Regions from separate parts of the Homo sapiens genome. Here region 1 is linked to region 2. Evidence: read pairs that join two places in POLR2A ChIA-PET (ENCODE). Cell type or tissue: B cell. All regions are shown on one strand. Each heading gives the region's core, and the rest is flanking DNA. Links, peaks and the distances in the headings are about the cores only.

Region 1 (10,940 bases), core at 2,279-6,278, 110 kb after region 2:
CCCAGCCTCCATTTCTTTCCTCCAGCTAGACTTCCCTGAAGAAGAGGGAGCTGTGTATACTGAGCCTTTCTTTATGATTTAAACCAATTTGCTGCTAGTTATAGCTATCCACGGCGCACAATGTGTTTTTCCTGTCACTTACTGCAGGCAGAGAATCATGTGAGTGTGTTCTCAGCTTTGCCAACAGCAAAAATCATTTTGAAGAAGGCATCCTTTTTCCATGAGTAGAATTATTCCCTATACCTCCTCACCCCCTCCCTGTCATGAATAAACAGTCATTTTAGCGTCAGCAAACCTCACTCCAAAAACAGGCAAAGCAAAACAAAAAACAAAAACAATAAAGCTTTAATGCTCCAAAATCCATAATCCCCCTCCAAATGTCACTGAGTGAAAGCACTCAAGACCCTTCTAAGCACATTAGCAAGCCAAACCAGCCCATTCCCAGCTATTAGGCTATTTTGAAACAAACCCAAATTATTGGGTGGAATTGCAGGCCCGGCCTAATTCCTCCATTTAAGTTTCTCAGGAAACTATCCCTGTGATCGGAAACCCTGGCTACCCTTTGAGATGAACAAAGGAGGCAGACACTGTTGATGAAACATTAATGACCAATTTGCAAATGTTCTCGGACCCTGTTAGTTCATCGAGGGGCCATCAAGGCGGCATCCACTCATCTCTCACTTTATTCTTTCAATTATTTAGCATCCATTAAGTGCCCACGGTGGTAAGCGAAGCTCCCAGGGACCTTTCACCCCAACACTTCCCCTCTAACAGCGTCATTCACCTGGTGGCCCTCCCAGCTGCACGGGCAACTCAACCTTTGCCTTGAGGCAGGAAGCTCATTTAGAAATCAGTCTGTTGGTATCCCTCGCATTACATATCCAAGTGCTGGGGACACATGGCAACGAGCAGAATGTATAGAAGCTCGAGGAAGTGTTTTGAGCTGTCAGAGTGCATTGGAAGAAAATGCACCTGAAAATATGATCCCTGTGGCACTCCAATCTGTGAACTCCTCAGACCCACTTTATCTGGACTTAACTCATTAATTGGGGCGTGTATTAAAGATGTATAGGTGCCACAATGGCCCAAGCATGGCCTCAGTAGGAAGACAGGGATACAGTAACAGCTGCAGGGAGGGCTGAACAAGGCTGCAGACTCACAGAGCCAAGTCCTGACCACATGGAGACCGCGGAATGCACTTTCTTCAGTTACCCGAAACCCGCTAGCGTGGCATTTTATTTAAACAGAAAGTCTCTGACCTGGCCTTTCCTACGTTCTGGCCAGTCAGCACCCTGCCTCTGAAAAGTGTAACAAGTATAAGTGACACCACTGCCTCAGAGAAAGTAGCAGGCGCTGTGAGACAGGCACAAACGCAGTGTTCCAGGAGACCAAGGGAGGAGGGAAAGTTCTGTGCAGAGGAACGGGGTCCAACCTCATAGAGGAGGCTGCATTTGAACCATCTGAACCACTGAATAAAACTAGTGATGAGAGGAACAGCCCCTCCCATGCCCACCCCTACAGCAGCAGCCGCCGTTACTGTTGACTGAGCAGCTTCCTGGGTGCCATGCACTGCAGTCACGCTTTTCCTACCAGTAACAGCCCGGTGAGGAAGGTAGGTACTGCAGAGGCATTGCTCCTTTACAGACGGTGGAAGTGAAGCTCAATGAGGCCAAGTATCTGACCCAAGGCCATACCATTTGCAGTTGACAGCGGTCACGAAGGTATTTGAACTGTGCTTGTTTTAACCAAGACCATCAATGGGATAGCCTAAGGATGCTACTTTCAGCCCCTGTCCAGTTACCCGGGAAGCTCACCCTGGAAGGGCCATGATCCTGAGGAAGCACTGTCTGTGAGGAAGGGAAGGGCCCACTGTCTCTGGTGCAGGAGCCATTGGCTGGGAATTTCCATTCCTAGAGATGGCGGTGCCCCTGGGGCTTAAAGAGGGCAGAGGGGTTCGCAGATCAAGAGCAGTTCTTTAAGAACTGACATGCCCCACCCTCTGGAGCCCTCCATCTCTGCTAAAACAATGGCTGCTCTGCAGTTGTGGTCTCCGAGGCATAGAGGGATCCTGGGCACATGCTCCCTCCTTTACTTTTTCTACTTTAAAAATATCGTTAAGACAATTGCAGAAATATTAAAGGAAAACAATTCATGTGCTCCTGCGCTGCCCATCTTAACACGAGTGCCACTGTTTATCTGTGTTTCTTTACGGCCCTGGCTCATGTGCAACCATGTTTTTACATCGTGAGGACCATCATGCATGTGTGGTTTCAGGCTTTATTTCATTTATCATCATTGCCTAAATATTTGCCCATGCTGCAGCAGAGTCTTCATTCTTAGCATCATACTGGCGGGCTCCAGCCATCATCTAGGAGCCCCCTGGCACTGGGCCTGCTGGTGAGGGAGTGAGGCGCTGCAAATTCCTTCCCCAAGTCTACGCGTGGGCAGCATGGCCTCAAACATGCACACGTGTATTGTAACCCCTGATGAGGGCCTTCTGGAGGTGATTAATCCCAAGTGAGGATTAAAAAAAAAAAGATTCTAAAAAGAAAAAAAGAGCCAGGTTTCTACTTATGTGAGTGAACACAGTGCAGGTGCCGTTTTGAGGAAGGTGGCAGCATACCTAGTCTTTTAAAGTCAGGCCTCTACTGTGCCCTACTGTGAATGACACCCACTGACCCAAATTCATCCACCTCCTTCCAATGCCTATTCCAACAATGATGATGACAATGGTGGTGATTATAATACCAGCTTACCCTTATTTATTTATTTAGAGGCAGAGTCTTGCTCTGTTGCCCAGGCTGGAGTGCAGTGGCCCCATCTCGACTCACTGCAACCTCTGCCTCTCTGGTTCAAGCGATTCTCCTGCCTCAGCCTCCCGAGTAGCTGGGATTACAGGTGTGCGCGCCACGCCCAGCTAATTTTTGTATTTTTAGTAGACACGGGGTTTCGCCATGTTGGCCAGGCTGGTCTCGAACTCCTGAGCTCAACTGATCCACCAGCTTTGGCCTCTCAAAGTGCTGGGATTACAGGTGTGAGCCACCATGCCTGGCCCCAGCTAACCTTTTTAAAGCACTTTTCCACAGCTAGGCAAAGCTCCAAAAATGTCACATGCATCAACTCATTTGCTCTTTTAAGTACATACCACTATTATTTCTGTTTTACAGATGTAGAAACTGAGGCACAGGGAGGCCAGGTAACTCTTCCCACTGCCAGTGGCCAGGACTGGAGCCCGGGCAGCCAGGCTGCAGAGGCCATGCTTGGAACCATTTTAAAATAACTGCCTCAAAACTCAGACCTAACTTCCCTCCCTGCTCAAAGGTCTTCTCACCTGATGATCATCAAACGCAGTTCCAACTTCTTACTCTGGCACTTAATGCCTTGCCCAACCTGCCTCCAAAGCTCCTTTCCAATTTTCTCCCCACGGACACCTTTCACCTTCCTCCATACACCCCAGCGCCCATGTTCAAAGTCATCACGCCATCCCCAAAACAGGCTACGAATTTGGCCATCACTAACCCTCTCTTTCAACTAAAGAAAGCTGCTCAGCACTGGGGTGTCTGCTCCGCATCATCCAGAGATTTCATGGAAATCCCACGGCTTTTAAGTCAGGCCATTGCAAAATACCTTCCCTTAGACAGAAGACATAGCTGACTGTTTTCCACGTGTGGTAACACGGTAATAGCGAGAAACTTCATTTCATCTTTAGAATTTTGTGTGATTATTTGTTTAATGGCATCTGCCCCACTACGTTTTAGTCTCCTGGAAGGAAAGGTCTATGTCTGTGTCTTGTCTGCTGCCTGGCATGGTGCAGGACACAGAGTAGACCTAACATATATTCCAAAAAGGGGCAGATGTATTTCATGTTACTGTGGAGACCTGAATTAGGATTCATCTGTGGAAATTATGGGGCAGATTATGGCTCAATGTAAAGAAGAATTCCCTGATTACAAAGAGTGGTCCTGAAGTACGGTGGGCTGCTATGCACAGAGGCTGAGGGGAGGTGAGTGCAGCCAGTGTCGGGGAGGACACAGAAGCCTCAAGATCCTTCCGTGAGGGACAGTCTTAGCCTCGGCTGGCCCCCGTAGAGCACCAGGCTCAGGCTGCAGGATGCGCTGTCTCCTGCCAGGCACAGTCATGAGAGGAGTTCTCCTCCTCCCTTCTCAACTAGTGGTGGTTTCTTTTTGCGTCCTGGGGGCTCTGTTCCTTGGCTGTGGGCCACCCTGGGGACTCAGAGCTGGCTCTGGCCACCTCATGGGCACAGGCAATCCTGAGACTCAGGCCACAGTGGCACTACTATGGTCATGGATATTTCGTGATGACCACAAAGGGAAGGGATGGCTCCAGCAACGGAGTCCCCTGTCATTTCCTGTGTGCAAACATTCTGCTTACTCCTTGTCCCTGCTAGCTCCTCTTCATCCTGGAACCCAGAATCACCCAGCTCCTCTTGAATCCAGCAGGGAGGGCACCGGTGGTTGCCCTCTCAGGTCTCTGATGGCTGACAGCCCTGTGCCAACCCTTCCTTAGGAAAGGCGTCTAAGCTGTGGAAGCTGCCTAATGGCGCAGATTCTAAGCCCCATCAGAGAAGTGAAACCATGCAGTGTGGGGAAAAGGGAACTGAAATTGAAAACCCTTGCCTGGAGCGGCCTCCCGTGTAACCCACTGGGGCGGCCCTTCCTTTCCCGCCGAGCCCACTCTTTCTCTGACAGCCCCTGTGCGGTGGACAGCCCAGCGTGGCCACCGCTCTGCAGGGTGTTTCCTCTGTCTTGGGGGAGTGTGCCTGTTACTAGCTGGGCCCCTCACAACAGAGACCGCCTGCTGTGGCCGCTTCTAAAATTCATTTCAAGGCACAGTTTGGCCCAAAGCCCTGAAGCCTCTTTTCAGGAAGAAAGCAAGGAGCCTCCCAATTTCATTTTGTTTTCTTACTGCTTGTTCAAAGAACAATCATATAAGATAAAAATACCATCCCCAGGCAAAGAGAATTTAATTCAAACATTCTTGAGAACAGATTCAACAACCTTTTCCTCACACGCAAAACAAAAACAAACCTGCTTCATTCTTGGTTTTTCCCAGTTACATAAAGAAAGGAAAAATGGATCGAGAGAGGCAGTGTATACAGGAGAGAGAATCTCCACCTGTGCAGTAAACGTGACTGAGAGGCTTGTGACAGCGGTTCACAGGCATTGTCCTGTTCGATGTTCTCAACAAGCCTATGAGCGGATCCTGCAATTATTCCACATCATAGATGAAGAAGATGAAGACACTGAGGCCTGGAAGGGTCTGCAGCGTGTCCAAGGGTGCACACAAAGCCGAGTTTTGAATCCAGCAGCCTTTTCCCATGACCCATGATACTACACTTGATATTTGCAATAACTAGGGTTGAACAAGCTAGAAATCAAACGGCATGTAAATAAATGAAATATATAGATATGAGCTTTGTTTCTTTTCTACCCTTATTCTCTTTTTATATCAAACCCAGGGGCACGTACTTGGGTCTGTCATGACCCACGGCTCCCGACACACTCGCGAGTGGCCCATTCGTGGCCTGTCACCTTCACTCACTCACCCTTACTTAATAAGATCACAAACACCCACAAAACCCCACTCACCCCCAGAACCGGAACTCGGATGAGGACTTTTGTCCATCTGTGGAGTCTTCCCCAACTCATCCTCCTGCCTGCCCTCTCTCAGGGAATCACTGTTCTGAATCCTTGTTTATTGCTCCCTTGACTTCCTTTGTAGATAGCTCTGAGGTTTTAGTAAGTTGTTTATTTTATAAAATGAATACCATGCTGTATGTAATCTTTTGGGATTTTCTTTTTTACTTATATTTACAACTTCATAACTAGGGTTTAGAGTTTCAAACCCAGTCGTGGCCCCCTAGAGAAGAATGGAGGTGGAAGTGGGGTGAGGGGAGACTTCCTGAGGCTACAAGGTGGACATGACCTTTCACCTTGCTTCACACCCCTCCAAGGACATCCTCGTTGCACTCAGAATAAAATCCAGCTCTCACCTTGGTTCCTCAGGCCCGATCAGTGTAGCCCTTGACAGCCTCACTGACCTTTTCTCTCCCTGCGCTTCCCCCTCCTCACCATGCTCAGCACAGGGGTTCTTCTGCTGCCCCTGGAACATTCCCTGTGAGCTCTTGCCATCAAGCCTGGGCTGGCTATCCCAGTCGACCTGCTCTTAAGTTTCATCTTAAACGTCACTGCCTCCGCAGCCTTTCAGGGCCATCCCACCTGAGATAACCCCTCTGTCACAGCGCACTGCTTTGTTTTGGTTACAGCACCCCTGATGTATTTTGTTTATTATCTATCTTCCCCCTTTACAAGAAAAACGTCTTGTCTATGTCAAACTGTATATCTAGTGAGGAGTTTTAAAAGACTGTTCTGCAGACCTGTGGGGGTCTCCAAAACCCTTTCAGGGATTTGTAAGGTCAAAGCATTTTCATACTATTAAGACTTTATTTGCCCTTTTCGCTGTATTGCCACTTACATCTTTGGTGCAAAAGCAACAGTAGATAAAACTGTGGGTGCCTTAGCTGGGATCAAGGTAGTGGCACCAGCTTATACTGGCAGTCACTGCATTTTTTACCATCTCACACTTACAAGGAAAAAAACAACAATTTGTTTCATCCATTAAAGCTGGAAAAAAAGAGAATATTTAAAACGTCCTTAAAAAGCACTACAAATTATTACCTTTATTAAGTTTCAACCCTTGATATGCCTTTTTTATATTCTGTGTGACTCAGTGGGAAACACACACAGAGAACCCGTGGTACACGCTGAAGCACAAGGTTGTCTCAAGGAAATGTGCATCTGAGATTCAACTGTGAGCTGAACCAGCAACTCTTTTTCATGGAACATTATTTTTACATGGAAGAAGTACTGACAGACCAATGATGGCAGAGATAATAAATGCAATGAGCCTGCCACTTCAAGAACTGACAGTGTTTTTGGCCAATGATAAAATTCAAGCAAATTTGGAAAATTGTCAACGTTGGAAAATGTGTCTCCATATTTCCCAATACTTAAGGCATTCCTGATAGGATTGGTGATGATACTAATGAATGTGATTTTTTGATCTTAGATAATGAAATGTGTCGACGCTTAAAAGAGTTACATAACTCACTGAACCAATATTTCTAATTGAATGATGCACGATTTCACACAATCATGAAAGAGTGAATGATCCATTCAAAATTGCAAGATAGACTAATCGATTTCAATGTAACAAGTGAAAAATTATATCAGTCATTGATATAATTTCAGATTTCACAATGCAACTAACTTTTAAAAAACTACTACTTTTCCGGTTTTGGTAGAGTGTCAAAGAATGAATAGCCACAATTTTCTCAAAAGTCTATTAACACACTTTTCCCTTTTCTAACAAAATATCTGGGGTAACCAAAACAACTTAAGAGCATCAGACTGAATACAGAAGCTGGTATAAGAAGCTAGTTGTCTTCTTAGACCAGACCCGAAAAAGATTTGCAAAAATATAAATCAATGTCATTCTTTTCACAAAAATTTTTATAGTTATTTTTCATAGAATTATATTAGGTTAATATGCAATGGTTTTATTATTGATATGTTTAAATAATAAAATCTTTTAAAATGTTTTACTTAAAACATTTAAACTTTATTTCTTTTTAAAGAGACAGGTTTCACTATGTCACCCAGGCTAGAGTATAGTGGTATGATCACAGCTCACTGCAGCCTCGACCTCCTGGCCTCAAACAATTTTTTCACCTCAGCCTCCTAAGTGGCTGGGACTACAGGCATGTGCTACCTAGCACAGCTAATTAAAAAAAATTTTTTTTTGTAGTGATGGGGGTCTTGCTATGTTACCCAGGCTGGTCTTGAACTCCTATCCTCAAGCAATCCTTCTGCCTCCACCTCCCAAAGTGCTGGGACTATAGAGCATGAGCCACTATGCCCAGGCAAAGCATTTAAACATTTATATACAGTTTTAATTTTTAATATGATCAATATCAGTAGATATAACCCCAAATAAACAAAAACTCTCTGGGGTCCTCAATAATTTTTAAGAATGTAAAGGGGATCTTGAGGCTATTTAAATTTAATAATCTTGAGACTTATGAATGTAAAGGCAATCTAGAAAACTAGTGGTCTGAGAATGCTGCTCTAGAGCCTAGGGCATGCTAGGTACACAATAAATGCTGAATGAATATTGTAAAGACACATTCTCTTTAGTATTTGTCTGCCTTCTGAAGCTTCTCTCTTTCAAAACATCTCCAATTAACATCTGGAAAACTGATCAATTAACATCTGGAAAACTGATCAATTAACATCTGGAAAACTGATGTGTTTGTTTTATTTTCTTGTGAGCCATAATGCTTTAACTAGGGCTCATACACGTTTGAGTAGCGCTACTTAGATGAAGACCCAATGGCAAGAGTCTGTAAGCCCCAGAACTCAGAAGTTACCCTCAGAATCACTATAAATGTCTCCAACTATTTTTTATCCCTTCCTTTTTCTTAAGTGCCTACATCAAGATAAAAATTTAAAACTAGTTCGCAATGTATTTAATGGAATTGCTTTTAACTATTGGTATTGCAGCAGTGTTGTTTTTTTTTTTATGTAGAGCATTGTGAATGCAGGGTGATCTAGCTACACCGCATACTAAACAGGAGACTAACTACCATTTAAACAGCAGTTTTTAATAGGAAAGCACAGGCCAACTTTTACAAGTGACTCTCAAGTGTCCTTCTGGAAGACAATAGACGTGGTGGTTATAACAATTTCTGTGGTATAATAGAGAGTCCACAACAGGTTTGTGTCACACTAAACGGAAGCCACATTGCAAGCTGTCTCAAGTTTAAGCAAACACTATGCTTTACAAGATTATTTTTGAATGGGCTGCAATACATAAAATCAACTACAAGCTTTCAGATGAGCTGAATGATGCTACAGAACCTGAACTTGAACTACCTTGTCTTGGTAAGATGTACCTTCTCTCTGTTAGTGTCACACCAATGACAAACTGGTGACAGCCACAGCTCCTGGCTGGCCGCATCCCTGGAACTTCTGGTAAAGTCCACATAAAGCTCATCTTTGTGTGAGGCCCCAGAGAGTTGAGGCCTCACGAGGGCATTGAGTTGTGCCCTCGCAACTGCCTTACCTGAGATTTCTGAAGAAAGGTCTCCCGCTTTCAAAATCCCACATTAGCATCTAAGTGCTATCTTTCAGCTACAGCAGGCAGCTCTTTTTTCTTTTCTTCTCTTTTCTTTATCTCTTTCTCTCTTTCTTTCCTTTCTTTTTCTTTCTTCTTCCTTTTTTTTTTTTTTTAATTTTTTTTGAGACAGGGTCTTGCCTCACTCTGTCACCCAGGCTGCAGTGTAGTGGTGTGATCACAGCTCACTGTAGCCTTGACCATTCAGCCCAAGAGATCCTCCCACCTCAGCCTCCCAAGTAGCTGGGACCATAGGTGTGTGCCTCCAGACCCAGCTAATTTTTAAATTTCCTGTAGAGAGGGGATCTCACCTTGTTGCCCGGGCTGGTCTTGAACTCCTGGGCTCAAGCTATCCTCTTGCCTCAGCCTCCCAAAGTGCTGGGATTATAGGCATGAGCTACTGCACCCAGTCAGGCAGCCTTTACTTCAGATGAGCATAACTAAATCCGTAGGAGAGGGAGTGAGGTGAGAGACAAATCTCAGATCCTGACTATGATACGAATTGTGATTTGTTCTGCATAAGGTGCAAGCACTCAGGCTCAAAGTGGGATTAGAAACATTCCCGCCATCTTCCACAGGAAGACTGGTAAGACACAGTGGCTCAGAAGAACCAAAGATTCAGTATTAGCAGGAAGATTCTAGATAACATTTCCCTGTTTTGCAACACACCTAACCTGAATTTAATACGCCAGGATCAAATAAAAGCATTTTATTTTCAGATCCAAAATATGAAGCCACACAGCCTCGGGCTGAGAGTCAGATTTCACAAGCAGAGCAGGAACAGGCCCCATCTTCCATTAGCTACTCAGTCAAGGAGAACTGAAGCTGCAAATTGGGAGGGAAAAGGGCCACATATTTTCTGGCTCAATTAGGTAAAAGAGGCTTTGGTTTAAAAAAAAAATGAGCTTGCATTCTGAATTGCCAGGCTTAAATTTGATATTTCAAATGTCTCTTGTGTGTATATGTAAGTTACAGCCTGTTTCACCCGGTTTACTGTTGAACAGTGGCATCGTCTGAAAATAGGGAAGTTGTTGAAAAGCTATCAGCAAAAATGCCGCCAACACTTGTATCACAGGAAATCTTCAAAAAGGGTATACAGTAACAAGTACCTGATTCATTTACTCAACAACTACTTAGCAAGATCCCACCATGGGCCCAGTTGGGGGTGGGTGGGCACTGAGAACTAGCAAGACAGACCTAGTGCCTGCCCTTGGGAAGTTTTCAGTCTAGCATGGAAGGGTTAAGTAAATTATTACATAATTAATACAAAAATAAAATGGCCCTTTAATAGCTGATACTGGCCGGGCATGGTGGCTCACACCTGTAATCCCAGCACTTTGGGAGGCTGAGGCAGGTGGATCTCTTGAGGTCAGGAGTTCCAGACCAGCCTGGCCAACATGGTGAAACTTCATCTCTACCAAAAATACAAAAATTAGCCAGGCGTGGTGGCACACGCCTGTAATCCCATTACTCAGGAGGCTGAGGTTTGAGAATCACTTGAACCTGGGAGATGGAGGTTGCAGTGAGCAGAGATCACGCCACTGTACTCCAGCCTGGGCGACAGAGTGAGACTCTGTATATATATATATATATATATATATATAGCTGATACCTTCTCATTTTCATGCCTTTGCAATATGAGGGAACTAGGGCATGGTAGAAAAAGCACTGTTGCATTCTTAGGAGGCATTTACTAGAGTTATGAGGAAAGCCAGCTCCCTGATGGATAATGGACTTAGGCAGTG
Region 2 (10,940 bases), core at 2,503-6,502:
GGCTGCCCAGTCTGGAAAGTGAGGAGCGTCTCTGCCCGGCCGCCATCCCATCTGGGAAGTGAGGAGTGTCTCTGCCCGGCCGCCCATCATCTGGGATGTGGGGAGCGCCTCTGCCCCGCCGCCCCGTCTGGGATGTGAGGAGCGCCTCTGCCCCGCCGCCCCGTCTGGGATGTGAGGAGCGTCTCTGCCCGGCCGCCCCGTCTGAGAAGTGAGGAGACCCTCTGCCTGGCAACCGCCCCGTCTGAGAAGTGGGGAGCGTCTCCGCCCGGCAGCCGCCCCGTCCGGGAGGGAGGTGGGGTGGTCAGCCCCCCGCCCGGCCAGCCGCCCCGTCCGGGAGGTGAGGGGCGCCTCTGCCCGGCCGCCCCTACTGGGAAGTGAGGAGCCCCTCTGCCCAGCCAGCCGCCCCGTCCGGGAGGGAGGTGGGGGGGTCAGCCGCCCCATCTGGGAGGGAGGTGGGGGGGTCAGCCGCCCCGTCCGGGAGGGAGGTGGGGGGGTCAGCCCCCCACCCGGCCAGCCACCCCGTCCGGGAGGTGAGGGGCGCCTCTGCCCGGCCGCCCCTACTGGGAAGTGAGGAGCCCCTCTGCCCGGCCGCCCCTACTGGGAAGTGAGGAGCCCCTCTGCCCGGCCAGCCGCCCAGTCTGGGAGGGAGGTGGGGGGGTCAGCCCCCCGCCCGGCCAGCCGCCCCGTCCGGGAGGTGAGGGGCGCCTCTGCCCGGCTGCCCCTACTGGGAAGTGAGGAGCCCCTCTGCCCGGCCACCACCCCGTCTGGGAGGTGTACTCAACCGCTCATTGAGAACGGGCCATGATGACAATGGCGGTTTTGTGGAATAGAAAGGGGGGAAAGGTGGGGAAAAGATTGAGAAATCGGATGGTTGCCGTGTCTGTGTAGAAAGAGGTAGACATGGGAGACTTTTCATTTTGTTCTGTACTAAGAAAAATTCTTCTGCCTTGGGATCCTGTTGATCTGTGACCTTACCCCCAACCCTGTGCTCTCTGAAACATGTGCTGTGTCCACTCAGGGTTGAATGGATTAAGGGTGGTGCAAGATGTGCTTTGTTAAACAGATGCTTGAAGGCAGCATGCTTGTTAAGAGTCATCACCACTCCCTAATCTCAAGTACCCAGGGACACAAACACTGCGGAAGGCCGCAGGGTCCTCTGCCTAGGAAAACCAGAGACCTTTGTTCACTTGTTTATCTGCTGACCTTCCCTCCACTATTGTCCTATGACCCTGCCAAATCCCCCTCTGCGAGAAACACCCAAGAATGATCAATTAAAAAAAAAAAAAAGCAATGGCAAAATGCATTCAGAGTTTAAAGCACCTATTCCATTTGGCTCAATTCTATACATGCACAGAAACAAAGCAAAAAAAAAAAAAGGAAACTACAACCCCCACCCCCACACAAATCGAAGAACAAACAGAAGCCATTCCAGGCCTCAAGTGAAGCAAGGCATGCGTCTCAGCTCTGAGAAATCCCCACCCTTAAGACCTGGGAAGGTCACAGCCTTCAGGCTGGCTCAAGGGGTTCTCCCCAGCAGGAACCCAGGCTGCTCCTCCCGGGACTGTGCCTGACAGGTAGGGAGTGCTCATAAGTCACAGCGGATATTATCACTACAGGGGTCCCTAACATCTCAGTGAACCCCCAATGTCGGGGAAATCGAGAAACTGGGAATGCGGCCCCAAAGCCTGTAGGAGACCACGTGTGGGCCCAGAGCCTCCCTGCTGCCTCAGAAGGCCAGAGAGCCCACAGGGCAAGCAGGGCCCACGGCAGAGCCCGTCCAGTGGACCCCAAGTCACCCTGTCACTCAGCAACCATATCCCGGCCCCAGGTGGCAGAGGAGGGTGGCCCTCAGGCGGGACAGTCTCCCCAGGCCACCGAGGCTCCTCGGCGCTTAGGCCCCTCGCATGATCCCAGAGTCACCTCACCCCCAAGCACTCCATGACCCCAAGTCCTCTGTCCTCAGCCTTCTCTGCTGGGCTCATTTCAGGTAGGTTTTTTTTTTTTCTTCCCTTCTCATTTTCTTGCTCCCTCTGAGAGGCTAATGTTCTAACAAAGATGTGCTGCTGGAACGAGGCATTAATTTCAATAGTCACTTAAAAGCAATTGCCTGGGAAATATCTCATTTTCCCATTAAATGCCGCAAAGGAGAAGCCTCGGGTGACTCCTCTGTCCCGCTCCCTGCCCCCCTCCTCCTCTGTTCTCCACCCCCTCCCCTCTTCCAAAAATTCATTACAACCTAGACACTATTTCCACTCCCCGTTCTAAAACGCTGCCCTGGGAAGATAGATGAGCCCACTTGGCCTCTGGCCAGCACATGCCCCACAGGTAACTTACTCTGTGCAAATCAATCTGGGACAGATGGGGTGTCTTTTTGGGAGCACAGGCAGGTGGCTCAGCTTGCTTCTCTGGGCTGGGGACAGGGGCAGGCAGGACAGGCAGGTGGGCCCTCGAGGTCTCCTTTTGACGATGGATGTAGCCTGTGGAAGGGATGTGTTTCCAGATCTCCCTGGCCTTGCGAGACATCCCCACAGAGGCCCCTCTCAGGGGAAGCTGCGATCAGGGGTCAGAGCTTGGCACACATGTCATTGTTGACTTGAAAAAGTTGATTAAGCAAGAGAAGGGGTCTCAGTCCTCCCCCAGGCTCCCCTGTGTCTCTCTGGGGTGCCCAGGCCCTGACCACCCCCAACCAAGGCAGGCTCTTCTCTTGCACTCTGTTACCTTGACGAGCTGTCATCTGACCTCCCTCCAAAAAAAATTCATGATAACCTTCTCCCAGAGCTGTTAATAATTATTATTATTATATTTTAATAATTAATATAAGATAATTAATATATAATTATTATATATTAACATAATAATATAATTAAATATTAATATATACTGATATAATAATTATTATTAAAAATCAGAGCAGTGTGAAAGCCCTTTGATGTGAGACAGACATACACCCCTAGCTCTGTTTCATGAGTACTTGTCAGTCTCTGTATATGTGGGTACCATTATCGCCACCACAGTCCCCAGTTTACAGAGGAGGAGCTGACGCCCAGAGAGGCTCCATAACATCCCCTAAAGCCACACAATCTTGGCCCAAGATTTGCTTGGCCCAGGGGCCTGGACGCTTGATCTCACATGGTCTGTCCATGTAGCTTGCAACACTCAGGAAGTCCCTCTCCAGTGAGGGAGCTCTGAACCCTGGCAGTGAGGCCTCTCCAGTGAGGGGGCTCCTGAGCTCTGGCAGTGATGAGCTCTCTGTGACCAGGGGACCCACCTGCAACCTCCCCCCATTCCACAGCTGCCAGCACCTGTGCCCACTTCAAAGCTTAACCCCGGATGATAAGACAGACCAGGAGCCACCAGCTTTATGTACGTTACTTATGAGTCTCAGAACAAACTCACAAAAAAATCTTATTCCCACTTCACAAACAAGAAGTTGAGGATGAGAGAGGTTAACTCAAAGGACAAAGTCACACAGATTTTAAGGCCCCTGCTCTTGACACCAGACTCAGCAGCTTTGATGTTTTTGTTCTCTTCCTCCCTGTTTTTATCTAGGGCTTCTGAGGTGTCCTCCTTCTCCATCTCCTCCCTTCTCCTCCTCCCCCCCCTCCCCCCTCCTCTTCCTCCTCCTCCTTTTTCTTCTTCCTCTTCTTCTTCCTCTTCCTCTTCTTCCTCTCCTTCTCCTTCTCCTCCTCCTCCTCCTCCTTCTCCTTCTCCTGCTCCTCCTCCTTCTCCTTTCTCTTCCTTTTTTTAAATTTAAGAGATGGGGTCCTGCTCTGTCACTCAAGCTGGAGTGCAATGGCATGATCACAGCTCACTGCAGCCTCAACCTCCCAGTCTCAAGCAATCCTCCCACCTCAGCCTCCAGAGTAGCTGCAAATACAGGCACACCTCACCACACCTAGCTAATTTTTAAATTTTTTTGTAGAGACAGGGTCTTTCTGTGTTGTCCAAGCTGGTCTTGAACTCCTGGGTTCAAGTGATCTGCTCCCCGTCAGCCTCCCAAAATGTTGGGATTACAGGAGTGAGCCACCATGTCCGGCAAAGTCACCCTTCTTGAACTTTGATTCACCAAGCTCTTCAGTCCAACTTTACACAAGTGTGAACTCAGAGAGGCGTGTGCTTGTGATTCCTTTATTCACACACAGCCAAGTTGGCACAAGGAGGTGAAACAGAGAAAGGCCTCAGTGTCTTTAGCCAAGCCCCCAGAAGGCCACCTAAGCAGGCTGGATGCTGCCCAGGGCTGGGCCACAGCGTGTCCTTTGCAAGTCAGCCAGCCCAGCCCCCGAACCCCATACACACACAAAGACATCTTGCACCCCAGGAGCAGCCCCACAGTGCAAAGGAGTCCATGCAGCTGCTAATGGCTGCTCGGGTTTGTCTGATCTGTCTGGGGTCAGGCACAGCCTCCAGGGGCCTCTGGCCCAGGTTGCATCTTTCCTGCAGAGCAGAAAAACGAAGCACAGTTAAGAAAACCCCAAGAAGGCAGTCAGTTTCCTCCCTTGAGTTTCCGGGGTGGACTTCCGGCAGAGTTTTTGGAGAACTGACTGTTGCAGTTAAACAATGTGTCTGGCAAGAAGCGAGACTTCCTCCCTTCCTGCTGCCTGGCTCATGGGGCTGCAGCCTCACTTCTGGAGGTGGCAAGAAAGAACTGTGGAGTCTGTGATCTAAGGGATCCCTGGCAGCCCACGGCAGCCAGAGAACCACACCCACTGGAGAACTCTAGGTTCTCTACGGCCTCTTGTTACTGCCAGTGCTTGTGTGGTTTGAGGTGGGTAATGCAGCAGCCTCCTGCAGCCAGCCCAGGACTGGGCAGCATGGGGCCAGGTAGTTAGTGTAGGAGAGCGAGCCTAGGCTTGTAAAGCAAGACTTGGCTCTGTCACTGGGCAACTTTTTTATTTTTTTATTTTTTTTTGAGACAGAGTCTTGCTCTATTGCCCAGGCTGAAGTGCAGTGGCATGCTCAACCCCTTCCTCCCTGGTTCAAGCAATTCTCCTGCCTCAGCCTCCTGAGTAGCTGGGACTATAGGCACGTGCCACCACGCCTGGCTAATTTTTATATTTTTGGTAGAGAGGGGGTTTTGTCATGTTGGCCAGGCTGTTCTCAAACTCCTCCCCTCAAGTAATCTGCCTGCCTTGGCCTCCCAAAGTGCTGGGATTACAGGCATGAGGCACCGCGCCCAGCCTGGGCAACTTTGAAGAAGTTACTTAGCTTCTCTGAGCCTCAGTTTCCTCATCTGTATAACGGAAGCAATAGTGTCCATTTTGCAGGGCTAGTATGACGAGTAAATGAGAATCCTCATGAGGGCCTGGAAATGACAGTGTCATTTCCAGGTGGTTCTACTATTATCAGTGACTGATATTTGTTGAGCACTGACCATAGACTAAGTTTTGTGCTGAGCATTTTATATTTATTGTCCCATTTAGTCCTCCTAAAAATCTAATGAGATATGACTATCCCCAGCTTACAAATAAGAAAACTGAGACTCAAAAAGGCCAGCAAGTGACCCCAGATAACTGCACAAGGATGTGCAGAGAGTGAGCAACAGGACCCGAAGCTGTGGGCTCACACCATGTTCTTCCTGCCTCTTAAGCCCATGGTACAGTTGGTGGGTGCTACCTGAATTGAATGGATGTGCCTGTTGTTTTGAAGTTGGGGTCTATGGCCATACCACCCTGAACGTGCCTGATCTCATCTGAAGTTGAGGATAGGCATCATCTTTCATTTGAAAATGAAGAAACTGAGGCATTGGGACGTTAACTCATGCACAGGCAGCAAGTGGCAGAGAGTGAAAGGAACCAGCATTGATGAGTGCCTATTGTATGCCAAACACTGTGCTTACTTCAAGATCCTATGATCTGCTGGGTGATTTTAGAGATGGAGTTTCATTGACTTCCCACACTGCCCTGAAGAGGTCTTATTAGTATTAGCCCCATTTTACAGAGAAGGGAACTGAAGCTCTATGCATGTAATTAGACTCTGAAGGCTGTTGATGGATGGGGAAGAAGAGGGTCCCTCTCTGCTTTTAAGGAATGCATGGACAGTTATGATTCTGGCCTGAGAAGGAAACTGAAGGGGCTCTGTGCCCGTCCCACATACCCTGCCCCACCCCCAGGGCCTCATGGGTCCCACCAGGGGAGGCTCCTGGCTTCCCAACAGAGGAAGGCATCACTTCAGAAAGGGCTGTCCCCTCAGGCCTTCTGTAGGTGGCCGGTGGGGGTCTAAGTGTATGTGCCCTTCAATCCCCCTTCTCCATTCCCCTCGTCCTCCCTGTGCTCCTGTAATGCCCGCTGGACCACTGGAGAGCCCCCATAGAGAGCAAACAACAGCAGAGCACACAGCCGGCCTCCCGAGGGTACAGGGCTTGCCTGAACTCTCAGGTCTAGTAAAAGCGAGCTTCCTACAGAAATGCACAGGGGACTGAGATCAGAGTTGAGCGGGCCTGGAAGGATCCCGGGGAACAAACAATGCTGCAGGGAAGATGGAGGCCACCCTCGGCAAGCCATCCTTTCTGGTCCCCGAGGAGCCCTGGGGTGGTCCCTGGTCACTATCTTGAACATGATACTCTAGTCTTTTTGCTCACTTCCAATATCAGTAAAATAAACTTGAGCATGTATTCCACAATGTGAAGGTTTATTGATTTATAAATTCTATAAATGTGCTGCTGAGCTCATAAATGCATCACAACACAGACATAGAAGTTGGTATTTTACTAGGATAAGAGGAAATCATAACTAGAATTTCTGATATCTTCTTCCTACACCCCCAGCATTTTGTGGTGTGCCCCCTTTGGGCCTTGGGAAAGTGATGCAGGGCCTGCAGAGCCTGGTATTGTGCTGGGGCCTGGCTGCAATGGGACACTGCCCTTCCCTGCAAGAGGCCAGCGAGCAAGGCGTTTGGCACAGGCTTTGGGGTCAGACAGAAGTGAGTTCTGATCTCAGCTCTGCCTCTGAGGAGCAGTGTGGCCTGGGCAATGACTTGCCTCCTGGAGCCTCCGTTTCCTCATCACGAAGTGGGGGAGATAATCTTCCTGTGCAGAGGTGATGAGATGATGAGCCCAAAGACACAGCGCGGTGCGTGCCACGGAGGAAGTGGTGTTCGCTCGATAGTCCTGAATCCTCCTGCTTACCAACGAGCTCCCGGTTCCCACCCATGCCAGAGAGGTCAGTAGGTGGCCTGGATGCCTGAAGGTCCGTCCTAAGGTTGAAGTCTAAATAGGGAGAACGGATGACTTGGGAGAAACGTCTCCACAGCTCCTCCTTGGCTCTGGGCACAGCCTTTCTCTTGAGTGGTAAGTCGTACTCCTATGGCTCCAGGTAGAATTCCACAAAAAGAAACATATACGTACACAATTTTTATTTCATCCCTCTTCTGGCATCCTCCCAGTTCTACTCACACATGCTTGTGAGTCCCTTTGGTGACTTAGAAAGCACAGTAGAGCCAGCATAATCATTCTGCAGCGGTAGAATCTATTTTTAACCTGGAATAGCCCCACGGACAGGAGACCTGTACTGTCCCCCATTAAGGGGACTCCCCATCCTATGCCATTTATCAGGACTCACACAGCCCTCATGAGGCCACCAAAAAGACAGGACACCTCCCAAGCCACAGCTGCAGCCCTGAGAGGGAAACGTACAAGCTCCCCACCTGGAGGCAGCCTCTTCCTGAGTGAGCGGCGGGGTGCTCCGCCATCAACTTGTCAGTCATTCATCCGGGGAAGGATGGAGGAAGCCGCTGTTGACCGCTTCGCCCACACCCCAGGGTGGCTCTGAGGCGCTCCTGTGGCCTGGGACAGAATGTTTCTGTGAACAGCAGCCCATGGCCAGGCAAACACAGAACATCTCCCCTGGAAGACCCGCATTCAAAGGGCCACCAGATTAAACTCCCACTTCACACTGAGGGGGAGCTGATAAGCAATGTGGGGGGGGGGGGCGGTGCAGAGAGATTGGGCCTACAGGTGGAGTGCTTCTCTGGGAGGGGCAGCCTGCTCCTCTGGGAACCAAGCCACTGTTCTCTCCAGCACCCTTACCCCAGAGGACTCTGTGTCTGAGCTTTCTGAGCAATTATCAGCTTCCACTGCAGCTGCAGCAGGCACGTTGTTGGAGAGCCCAGCTGGGTTCAAGGACTCTTCCCTGGTGCAAGCCTGGATTCCAAAGACCATGCGTGTGGGGGCTGGGATAGATGCCCTCTAATTAGCCATGCACCCTAGTTATTCCCTTCCACACCTCTTTCCTGCCCTCCCCTCCTTTTCCCCTCAGAAGTGAAGGTGCTCATAGCAGTCATCAATGTGCTTACAGAGCATTTAGCTCAAAGTTGCATAATCTTTAACCTTCCCCAGGCCCCAGCCTGTCGGTCTCCACACCAGCCACTGTGAGGACAGGATGAATTCATTTGCAGAAGACAAGCACAAAACCTCCGATAGAAAATAAATGCAATGTACCATAGTAAATGGGAGCAGCTTAAAAAAAAAAAAGCACAAAATCCATTGGGGACCCTGTTGCCATAGGAACTGGCATTACAGCTTGCTTCCGATAATTAATGGAGGGTTTTGCTATTACAGTATTCTTGAAACTTCGGTTTCCCCTGTGCTGCACTGCAGAATGCAGCATCCTCTCCCCATTCATAAATATTTCATGACTACCGGCTGCTGTGTTTCATCACCGTGGATAGCACTCGGCCTAATCCACCCCTTGCCAAATTCATGTTGTCCTGTCAGAGAGCAACTTCCATTTCTTCCTCTTTCTTCTGCAGTCTTCATTTATCTGGTTTGAAGTTCTTTACCTTCCCAACCCCAGAATGGTGGCTTTCATTGTGGCTTTGTCTTCAGACGCTGGACATCTCTTTCCTGTGCCTGTCTTATTTTCCTAACGGTCCCGTGGGCCTCCCCCAGGGGCATTGGTTGTGCTCCGGCCGTACTGCCTTCTGCACATCTGCTTTAATGGAGTCCTGGGAGGATACTGGGCTTTTGAATTCTGGTGTCTCAACATGCTGGCTGAGCCTCTGTTCCCTCATGGTTAAGTAGAGATGCCACCTGCCCTGCAGGGTTGGAGAGAGAGAGCCAGAAAAGATACAACACGTGTAAAGTACCAGTCCCCCCACGGGTGGGCTCAAATGGTCACAGTGGCTGCTGGTGTTGGTTTGTTCTCTTATATCTCTTGTTTTTGTCTAGATAAAATCCGTAACTTTTTTTAATTGACAAAATTGTATGCATTTGTGTGTACAGCAAGTTTTGATATTTTGACATGTAGAATGGCTGATCCAAGCTAATTAACCGTGCATTACCTCACATACATTTTTTGTGATGAGAATACTTAAAATCTACTCTTAGCAATTTTCTAGTATACAATATATTAATTGTAGTCACCATGTTGTACAATAGATGTCTTGAAATTCTTCCTCCTGTCTAAATGACAATTTTAATCTTTTCATCAACATCTCCCCAAGCCCCCCAACCCCCAACCCCTGGTAACCACCATCCTATTCTTTGTTTCTATGAGTTTGACTTTTTTTAGATTCCCCGTGTAACCGGGATCATGCCGTATTTGGCTTTCAGTGCCTGGCTTATTTCACTTACCTAATGTCCTCTAGGTCCACCCATGTTGCAAAGAACAGGATTTCCTTCTTTTTAGAGGCTGAATAGTATTGCATTGTGTATATACATCATATTTTCTTTTTCCATTCATCCATTGATGGATACTCCCTGTCTTGGCTTCTGTGAAGAATGCTTCAATGAACATGGGAGTGCAGATATCTCTTCAACATACTGATTTCATTTCCTTTGGACATATCCCCAGTAGTGGGATTGCTGGATCATACGGGAGTTCTATTTTTAATTTTTTGAAGAACCTCCACATTATTTTCCATAATGGCTGCACTAACTTACATCCCCGCCAAATGTGCAAGGGTTTGCTTTTCTCCACATCCTTAGCCATCCTAGCAGGTGTGAGGTGCTATCTTATTATGGTTTTAATTTTCATTTCCATGATGATTAATGATGAATATTTTCTCATACACCTATTGGCCATTTGTATGTCTTCTCTTGAGAAATGTCTGTTCAGGTCCTGTGTCCATTTTTTAATTGATTTACAGATGTTCCTTGACTTACGATGGGGCTATGTCCCAATAAACTCACTGTTGGTAGGTAACACTGTAAGTCAAAAGCATTTTTAGGCCAGGCATGGTGGCTCATGCCTGTAATCCCAGCACTTTGGGAGGCTGAGGCAGGCAGATCACTTGAGCTCAGGAGTTCAAGACCAGCCTAGGCAACATAGCGAAATCCCATCTCTACTAAAAATACAAAAATTAGCTGGGCATAGTGGAGCGTGTCTGTGGTCCCAGCTACTCAGGAGGCTGAGGTGGGAGGATTACTTGAGCCCGGGAGGTGGAGGTTGCAGTGAGCCAAGATGGAGCCACTGCACTCCAGCCGGGGTGACAGAGTGAGATCCTGTCTCTAAATAAATAAATATTAAAATTAAAAAGTGTATTTAATGCCCCTAATTTACCCAACATCATAGCTTAGCCTGGCCTACCTTAAGTGTGCTCAGAACTTTCATTAGTCTATAATTGGGCAAAATCATCTAACACAAAGCCTATTTTATAATAATGTGTTGAATAGCTCATGTAATTTATTGAATACTGTACTGAAAGTGAAAAACATAATGGTTGTATGGGTATAGAAGTATGGTTTCTACTGAATGCATGTCACTTTCATATCATCGTAAAGCTGAAAAATTGTAAATGGAAACATCATAAGTGGGGGACTGTCTGGATTTGTTTCCTTGCCATTTAGTTGAGTTGCTGTTGCTTTAACTTAAAATAAATAAATAATAAATAAATAAATAAATAAGCTTCTTTCTCCTTGCTGCCCTAGTGGAGGGGCTAGCTGGACAGCACGTTAAAGCTCTATGGCCCAGGATGATTCCAATGAAGGCTCTTCACAGGAACAT

Evidence for each region. Peaks named below come from ENCODE experiments on the same cell type or tissue, not always from the same donor. Only the 100,000 strongest peaks of a DNase experiment are listed, where the experiment ranks them.
Region 1: POLR2A ChIA-PET joins it to region 2 with 11 read pairs; 1 of 35 experiments calls an interaction of 5 or more read pairs at or near these places.

What each region holds. Positions count from the first base shown.
Region 1 is chr6:5,717,768-5,728,707 of GRCh38, reverse strand. All of the region lies in intron 6 of FARS2 (phenylalanyl-tRNA synthetase 2, mitochondrial), which reads right to left. Among named protein-coding and RNA genes, the nearest start is that of FARS2-AS1, 270 kb to the right of the region's middle. RefSeq lists enhancers at 1-100, 4,402-4,721. In B cell, for the core only: no CTCF peak of the experiment used is centred there; DNase peaks (open chromatin) are centred at 4,597 and 5,147; H3K4me3 peaks cover 2,019 bases; H3K27ac peaks cover 1,897 bases.
Region 2 is chr6:5,825,234-5,836,173 of GRCh38, reverse strand. It overlaps LOC124901250 (a long non-coding RNA gene), which reads right to left and starts at 9,631. Exons shown (of 2, transcript XR_007059424.1): 1 at 9,569-9,631; 2 at 6,611-9,030. In B cell, for the core only: no CTCF peak of the experiment used is centred there; a DNase peak (open chromatin) is centred at 4,513; H3K27ac peaks cover 1,142 bases.